Linked DNA regions of Homo sapiens: region 2 is linked to region 1. A link is an interaction called in ENCODE POLR2A ChIA-PET data of the cell type or tissue named here. Cell type or tissue: Caco-2. All regions are shown on one strand. Each heading gives the region's core, and the rest is flanking DNA. Links, peaks and the distances in the headings are about the cores only. Region 1 has its middle 17 kb from the start of ALOX15B. Region 2 holds the start of SNORD118 (small nucleolar RNA, C/D box 118).

What was found. Peaks named below come from ENCODE experiments on the same cell type or tissue, not always from the same donor. Only the 100,000 strongest peaks of a DNase experiment are listed, where the experiment ranks them.
Region 2: POLR2A ChIA-PET joins it to region 1 with 7 read pairs; 13 of 35 experiments call an interaction of 5 or more read pairs at or near these places.

The regions. Positions count from the first base shown.
Region 1 is chr17:8,054,265-8,058,654 of GRCh38, forward strand. No RefSeq gene overlaps it. Among named protein-coding and RNA genes, the nearest start is that of ALOX15B, 17 kb to the left of the region's middle. RefSeq lists enhancers at 3,413-3,930, 3,414-3,483. In Caco-2, for the core only: a CTCF peak has its summit at 3,578 (motif pointing left); DNase peaks (open chromatin) are centred at 2,297 and 3,597; H3K4me3 peaks cover 1,639 bases.
Region 2 is chr17:8,171,149-8,175,538 of GRCh38, forward strand. TMEM107 (transmembrane protein 107) reads right to left here. Exons shown (of 5, transcript NM_183065.4): 4 at 3,372-3,468; 5 at 1,309-3,124. The coding sequence ends at 3,055. SNORD118 (small nucleolar RNA, C/D box 118) reads right to left here and starts at 2,440; the gene lies at 2,304-2,440. It overlaps LOC105371520 (a long non-coding RNA gene), which reads left to right and starts at 2,962. Exons shown (of 4, transcript NR_188261.1): 1 at 2,962-3,050; 2 at 3,628-3,726. RefSeq lists enhancers at 1,887-1,976, 2,457-2,636. In Caco-2, for the core only: no CTCF peak of the experiment used is centred there; DNase peaks (open chromatin) are centred at 2,373 and 2,693; H3K4me3 peaks cover 1,091 bases.

The sequences.
Region 1 (4,390 bases), core at 255-4,254:
AAGAGCAGGAGGAGGAGAGTGTCCCAGCTCCAGGACAGAGAGAAAGGGAGGAAATCCTTTTCTCCCTTTTTTCGTTCCACCAGGACCCACAATGATTGGATGATGCCTGCCACATTGAGGGTGGATGTTTCCCACTCAGCCCACTGACTCACAGCAATCTCCCCTGGAAACACCCTCACAGACACAACCAGAAATAATGCTTTACCAGTTCTCTCGGTATTCCTCAATGCAGTCAAGTTGGCACTTGAATGCATTAATGATGAAGTGTTATATAATATAGGTAGAAAACAAGTCACACCATGAGAAGCACATGATCCCTTTTGTTTTTTGTTTTTTGAGACGGAGTCTTGCTCTGTCACCCAGCGAGACATGCCACCATGTGGCATGATCTCAACTCACTGCAACCTCCGCCTCCCGGGTTCATGCCATTCTCCTGCCTCAGCCTCCCTAGTAGCTTGGACTACAGGCGCCCGCCACCATGCCTGGCTAATCTTTTTTATTTTGAGTAGAGACAGGGTTTCACCGTGTTAGCCAGGATGGTCTCGATCTCCTGACCTCATGATCCGCCCGCCTCGGCCTCCCAAAGTGCTGGGACTACAGGCGTGAGCCACCGCGCTGGGCCCCCTTGTGTGTTTTTTTTTTAAGTGAAGTATGTAAATCAATAGAAATGGCAAGGAAAGATCTGGAAAGAAGGATGCACACCTAGCTGTTGCTTGAGAAGGAGAGTGGGATTGTACAGCAGGGCCACATTGAGGAGTAAAGAAGTGGGAGCCTTAAACTAAGAGAGAGAGAGAGAGAGAAAGAGAGAGAGGTGAAACCCTGAAAAGGAGATCTATTTGATTGCTTGAGGTACTCACAGGGAACAGCCTTGTTAAGAAAAATTATCCAAAACTGATGAATAGAATCAAGAGGACAACTGCCTGTCCTTTTAAAGATGTTTTCTTTTCTTTAATTTTTGGTTTTCCTTCTTTCTTTTTTTTGGGGGGGTGGTTTCTGGTTTTTGAGACAGAGTCTCACTGTGTCACCCAGACTGGAGTGCAATGGTGCCATCTCAGCTCACTGCAACCTCCGCGTCCCGGGTTCAAGAGATTCTCCTGCCTCAGCCTTCCAAATAGCTGGGATTACAGGCACCCACCACCACACCCGGCTAATTTTTGTATTTTTAGTGGAGACGGGGTTTCGCCATATTGACCAGGCTGATCTCGAACTCCTGACCTCAAGTGATCCTCCCACCTCGGCCTCCCAAAGTGCTGGGAGGGATGCTTTATTTTCTAGCACGGCATACCACTGTTTGACTTTTCTGTGTGTTATTAATAAAGGCCTCGATTTATGTGAAGTTCATGTAAATGATTTGTTCCTTTTTTTAAAAGCAAATAAACTGGAGATTATAGTTCATTGCTCTGTAGAATGTTGACTAGTTTCATATCTAACCCAACAATCGTGTCCTAACATTCCTTTATTAAATTGCCTGTAAGTGCCCGGCTCCTCAATTGTTCTTGAAACCAGCATGACCATCTGGCTGAGTCGAATAAAATATTTGACTTGTGAACATTCTAATTTGTATGAACCATGTTTTTAATTTGTTTGAAATCCCTCCCAGGGTGGAGGGAGAGCTGCTTGTGCCACCCCAGAACAGTGCCTAGAACCCCAATCCCTTCTTCTCTCTGCCAGGTCCTCTTCCAGCCTCCTCTTTATCTTTGTGCCCGCCTTCCCCTCACCGCACCCCCATCCATGTTGGACATCCCAGGGGTGCCTTTGCTCACTACCCCAGGGAATGAGAAACAGACTCTTCTGTCCCCACCCGCATCCCCCACTGACCTAAGAAGGTGCTGAAGCCTGGGACAGAGACAAAAGTGGCAGAAATGGAGAGGGATGTGTGGGTTGAAATAGGGGGCTTGGATGTGGGCCCAGGTGGTTGAGGACCAGCCTACACTGTGCCCATTTAAAGATTAATAGTATATGCTTTAGAATAGTGCTTTACTAATATGATTATGAATCATAAGTATAATAGCTTGTGCTTAGTACAACAATAAGAGAATCAGGCGGTGAGCTTGCTTGACTGACCACAGAGTGGAACAAACAACCACAGGAAGTCTGCGGAGCCTCTGAGCAAGAAAGTTGGCTTATTGCTCAACCTTCCACTTGAGTGCCTGAACAAAGGTCTCATGGGAAGGGAAGCGACCCCTGCTCCATTACCCGGGAGGGTACTGCAGGAGGCTGCTGGTAAAAGAGGAGAAGTCCTCTGCAGTAGGGTTAAGGAGGAAGCCTCCTATCTCCCGCATGTTCCCAGAGGCAAAGCAGCTGCTCTGCTGACGGTGCTCAGGCGTTGACCACTCCTTTGATGTACAGGCCTGTGGGTTTGAAGGGCTGTTTGCTTTCACGTCCTGTTCTGTTCTATTAGCCGCTTAGTTGGACTCTGATGATTATCTGTAAGTTAAACATAGAGTATTAGCTTACGTAGTGGAACAGTAAATAGTATTAACTGGCTAATGACCGACACAGCAGGCTCCGCCACCTCTCCCTATGCTCACCCAATGATCACCTCACCATCAGCCCACCCTCAGCCTATAGGATCAAAGGAACTGTACTCAATAAATATCAGTGGAACCCAGAGCTCCTGGCCTTTGCAATCTCCACGTTGCGATGGATCCTTGGACCCACTTTTGTTAACTCTTAAACTTTGTGTCTTTGTCTTTATTTCTTTTCTCATTCCCTCGTCTCCACCGGGAAGGGGAGAGCCTGCGGGTGGTGTATCAGGCAGGTTCCCCTACATCTTTGGCACCCAACACGGTCTCCTTGAACCCAGGTGAAGTTACACCTGAGCGTGGTCGTTGTGAAGAACGGTCTGTCCAGGAACTCCCGAGAACGTGTGGTCGGCCTTGCGGTAAGCTTGTGCACTCGGAGCATTCCAGGGACACCATGGGACAATCCAAAAGTAAACATTCTGCATATTTACATTTTATTAAGCTCCTCTTAAAGAGGGCAGGAATTAAGGCTAGCACAGAAAATTTGATTACTCTGTTTCCAACAGTAGAGCAATATCGTCCTTGGTTTCCTGAACATGGTACCATGGACTTCAAAGATTGGGAACAGGTGGGAATTGCCTTAAAACAAGTTTGTAAGGAAGGAAAATTTATCCCCCTAACAGCCTGGTCAAACTGGGCTATAGTTAAAGCAGCCTCGGAACCGTTTCAATCGGAAAATGAGGCTTATCCTCCAGCAGAAAGAATTTCTGCAGAGGAAGGTGGTGATGCTGCTGAAGGAGGAGAGGATAGTGAAGAAGATTTTGAGGAAAATACAGACAAACCTGGAGATGAGTTAATTTCTTTTGAGGAGCACGTGGGACCTTCAGCTGCTCCTAAAATAGAGAAGCCATATATGCCAAGATGTTTAAAACAAAGAAGGGCCTTGAGGAGCAGTCGGCTCCTCATTGGGATCATCCGGAGTGGCCGCCTCCAATAAAGCAATGTAGCTTGGAGCCTTGGAGGTCTGAATCTCAAATTTGCCCTGTTTCACGAATGAATGAATTGTGGCCTCAGGAACCACGAGCGCATGGTGTAGCACCAGTACAACATAAGGCTGCACTGCCATCTAATGTTAATGAATCGCCATTACAGTTTACTATTCGGCAGGCTAGATTAGCCGGAGATCTTGATGCCTGGCAGTTTGCAGTAGTTTTGCAACCCCCACGACAGCAAGGTGGAGCCCATCAAGCGGTATGGGAACCATTTTCTTTTAAGCTGCTCAAAGATCTTAAAGCAGCTGTTGGTCAGTATGGTCCCAATTCGCCTTTCATCCGATCGCTATTGCAATCTGTGGCTCAGAATAAGCTATTGACTCCGTGTGATTGGGAGATTTTAACGAAAGTTACACTTTCGCCCTCCCAATTTCTTCAGTTTAAGACTTGGTGGACCGACGAGGCTCAAAATCAAGATCGAAAAAACCGTGCTGCTAATCCTGCTATTGCCATTACATTTGAACAACTTCTAGGAATAGGGGGTCAATGGGGAACTGTAAACAACCATCAGGACTTCGAGATGATGCCATTGAACAAATTCGCAATTGCTGTTTGAGGGCATGGGAGAAAATTCAGGATCTGGGAACTACTTATCAGTCTTTTAATTCTATTAGACAAGGCTCAAAGGAACCATATCCTGATTTCATTGCTCGCCTTCAAGACGCAGCACAGAAGGCTCTCACTGATGAAAGTGCCAGGAAGGCCGGGTGCGGTGGCTCATGCCTGTAATCCCAGCACTTTGGGAGGCCGAGGTGGGCGGATCACCTGAGGTCGGGAGTTGGAGACCAGCCTGACCAACATGGAGAAACCCCGTCTCTACTAAAAATATAAAAATTAGCCGGGCGTGATGGCACATGTCTGTAATCCCAGCTA
Region 2 (4,390 bases), core at 300-4,299, 120 kb after region 1:
GGTCTCCCAAAAGAAAATGGTGGTGCTGCCGGGCGCAGTGCCTCACGCCTGTAATCCCAGCACTTTGGGAGGCCGAGGCTGGCAGATCACGAGGTCAGGAGATCGAGACCAGCCTGAACAACATGGTGAAACCTCGTCTCTACTAAAAATACAAAAATTAGCCGGGCGTGGTGGCGCGCGCCTGTGATCCCAGCTACTCAAGAGGCTGAGGCAGGAGAATCGCTTGAACCCGAGAGGCCGAGGTTGCAGTGAGCCGAGATTGCGCCATCGCACTCCAGCCTGGGCGACAGAGCGAGACTCCCTCTCAAAAAAAAAAAAAAAGAAAGAAAGAAAGAAAGAAAAAGAAGAGAAAATGGTGGTGCTATTACCAGAAAGAAAGGATGGATACTGAACTGGCAAAAACAGATGTCTACTATGATGGGAGAATCCCAAGACCCAGTCAACTCAGGGAAAAGACACTGAGCAGTTACCACAGGCCTGACACTCTGCTACCCTTCTCCCCTGACAGACAGCAGTGGCCGGCGCCTGTAATCCCAGCTACTCGGGAGGCTGAGGCAGGAGAATCGCTTGAACCAGGGAGGCGGAGGTTGCAGATCGCGCCACTGCACCCTAGCCTGGGCGACAGAGCAAGACTCCATCTCAAAAAAAAAAAAAAAAAGTGTGAGTGTGGATGAGGGAACTGAGGCAGAAAGAGGGAAAGTGACCTCCTGCCCATCACACGGCCAAAAAGAGAAAAAACCACACTGGGACCCCGGCAGGCAGTCTGGCTACAGAGCTTGTTCCTGTAGTCCTGGCCCTGGGCTAGGGCTCACATACGTGAGCTGAGATCTGGAAACCAGCAGCATCTAGTTGATGTTTGAAAACAAGAGATGGGCCGGGCGCGGTGGCTCACGCCTGTAATCCCAGCACTTTGGGAGGCCGAGGCGGGTGGATCACGAGGTCAGGAGATCGAGACCATCCTGGCTAACACGGTGAAACCCCGTCTCTACTAAAAATACAAAAAATTAGCCGGGCGTGGTAGCAGGCGCCTGTAGTCCCAGCTACTCGGGAGGCTGAGGCAGGAGAATGCCGTGAACCCGGGAGGCGGAGCTTGCAGTGAGCCGAGATCGCGCCACTGCACTCCAGCCTGGGCAACAGAGCGAGACTCCGTCTCAAAAAAAAAAAAAAAAAAGAAAAGAAAAGAAAACAAGAGATGGATGAAGTCACCCGAAGAGCAGTGATCACCAGCACTTACGGGGCAAGCAGAAGAGACAACCCAGTATTATGTCCCCAGTAACTGACACACTGCAGGTACTCAATAAGTATTTATTGAATTAATGTAAGAAGGAACAACCAGAACAGTATAATAGTAGGCAAACCAGGTGAACCACTGTTTCAAAACTAAGGGAGAAAAAAGTGCAAAAGAGGGGAGTGGGAGAAACGCGGTGGCTCATGCCTGTATCCTAGCACTTTAGGAGGCCTAGAGGCCTAGTGGGGAGGACGGCTTGAGCCCAGGAGTTTGGGACCAGCTTGGGCAACACAGTGAGACCCTGTCTCTATAGAAAAATTTTAAAACAACCAGGTGTGGTGGTGCTCACCTGTAGTCCCAGCTACTTGGGAGGCTGATGCAGGAGGATCATCTGAGCCTGGGAGTTTGAGGCTGCAGTGAGCCATGATCCCACCACTGCACACTGCACTCTAGCCTGGGCAACAGAGTGAGACTGTCTCAAAAAAAAAAAAAAAAAAAACCAAAAGAGGGGGGTGGTCAACATACCATATGCTGAAGAGAGGTCAATCTCAAGTCTGAAAAGTGACTCTGGATTTGGGAAGAAGTCATTGGTGATGATGAGTTTCTTGGGGGTGTACTGGTAGATTTTTAACAACCAACTCTCCAAAAACAAATGTATCCATGTATATACATCTGCGCCGTGCACTCCTGCCTTGGCGACAGACCAAGACCCTACCTCAAGGAAAAAGAAATACAGTTCCTATTGAATACCATCCTGAGGGCAACCACCATGTGCACAAGACTGCAGATATTTACTGATGTGCAATGTTTCCTGAGAAGTGAGGATTAAAGTTATCAAACGACAAAAAACAAAGAGCCCATTTGTATTATTTCACTGCCTAAATTCCAGAAAGCAACAAAAACCAAATCACAATTTTCAAGAACAAACAAATTTAGCAAGACTGCAAAATAGACAAACAGCAATAGCAAGACTGCAAAATAGACAAACAGCAAGGTTATCCCAGTCAGAACTTCATAGCTATGTTTGTGGATATCTGCTAATCAGCATAACACAAATGTAAGTGATCGTCAGAAAGAATCAGACAGGAGCAATCAGGGTGTTGCAAGTCCTGATTACGCAGAGACGTTAATCACGTTTCATGCATCTCCAATCATCATGTTCTAATCTGCCCTCCGGAGGAGGAACAGGTAAGGATTATCCCACCTGACGATACAGACAAACAGCCGACATTCTGCACTCAGTGAAAAAGATTCCGTTACAAGCTAGGGTGAGTTCATAACGCGCTGGTATGAGCAATCCTATTATTTAGCGTCCTTCCAGTTGTTTTGCCATATTAGCTCGCACATTTTTTTAAATTTTTTTTTCATTCGGCTGCCGAAAAGGAATAAATTACTTCTTCCCAGAATGCTCCGATCAGTTACGTGCCGGACGTTCTAACTGTACGCACTTTCTATTTACATATCTCCGCCCACTCCCTTCCGCCAGGCACCTACCGTAGTAACCAAAATAGAAGCGATACCAAGTATCTTACGGTCTGCAGGACTAGAAAACAGCGTTGTTTTTTTTTTATTCAGTAGTTCAGCCATCTCAATTGTCCCCTAAAACTGTATATAAGTCTTAATGTTACTACAAAACATATTTTATTACAAAGCACTAAATACAATGCGGATAATCCCAGACTCAAGACGTAATTATTCCAACACATATCCTCCAGCAGAAGCAGTTTCCGAGGGGAAAACCGAAGCCTATGCCTTCCTTCTTCCAGGAATACGAAGCGGCCCTTGCCCCTGTAGGCTTCGTCCTTAGGTTCCCGTCATGAAGGTAATCAGAAGGGTTTCTTTTTCAGCCCAAAGACGGTGACGAATAAAGCCATTTCAGTGACAGCTGGAAGGGCACTACCAAGGCAAGTGGTAGATTCAGAAACCCTTTCAGTATAAATACCCAAATCTCCAAACCAGAGACCCCACCTCTGAAAGTGTAGGGCAGGTGGCATGGGGGGTAGGGGATGAAACTTTAAAAGCCTACAGGATGTTGAGTGGATCTGGTATCTCACACATGGAGGAAAGGGCTGGGTAGGGGAAAAACCTTCAGGTTTAGGGCCAACCTTCCTCCCTCATCCCCAAATATTGGATGCTACCACACCTGCAGAAGACAAAAATGTACCAATACGTAGTGCACTCCCAACGCTCGAATATGAAGAAGGACAGGGCCACGGATGCACTACAGTGAGCCCCAATGGCTTGGGAAGGCACGAGATTAAGGAAAGTCTTTGGATCGACAGACAGTGATGGGTCAGAAAAGGCCAGTGGTGGGGCTGGCATCTGCATTCAGGTTCATCCCTTGCTCCCTCACCATGTTTCAAGGGCTAGAGTCAGCAGCTCTGACTTCTGAATTTTAGGACAGTCATGTGAGGAGAGACCAGAAGTGACTGCACAGATCGGACCTCAGGCTACCCTACCCCTTATCTGTGGGCCAGCCTGGATCCTTCAGATGAGAGGTAAGAGTAGGCTCTCCTTCTGCTATGCCACAAAGGAGTGCTGACAGCGACTTAATATGCGCTGGAATCAGCCTCCAGTGTCCTGGTCCTCCTGGTCCACAATTCTCTGACCCATGTGCCTCATCTCCTTTGCCTCTTCTGAGTTCCCAGTGCTCGCTTCCGTTGCCTCTTCTGAGTTCCCATTGTGCTTTATATCTTTTGTTTGTTTTTTGACAGAGTCTTGCTCTGTTGCCCTGGCTGGAGTGCAGTGGCACGATCTCAGCTCACTGCAACCTCTGCCTCCCGGGTTCAAGCAATTCTCCTTCCTCAGTCTCCTGAGTAGCTGGGATTACAGGAGTGCGCCGCCACGCCCGACTAATTTTTGTATTTTTAGTAGAGACGGGGGTTTCACCATGTTGGTCAGGCCGGTCTCGAACTCCTGACCTCAGGTGGTCCACCTGCCTCGGCCTCCCAAAGTGCTGGGATTACATGCGTGAGCCATCGCGCCCTGCCTGTGCTTTCTATCTTCACACACTTCTATAGCACAGTGCTTATCACACTGAATTACAGATTTGTATCTACCTCCTCCTCATTGTAAAAAGAAACGGTGGGGTTTTTATTATTCCTATTATTTTTGTAGACTTGGGTTCTCACTATGTTGCCTCCTGCCTGCGCCTCCCACAGT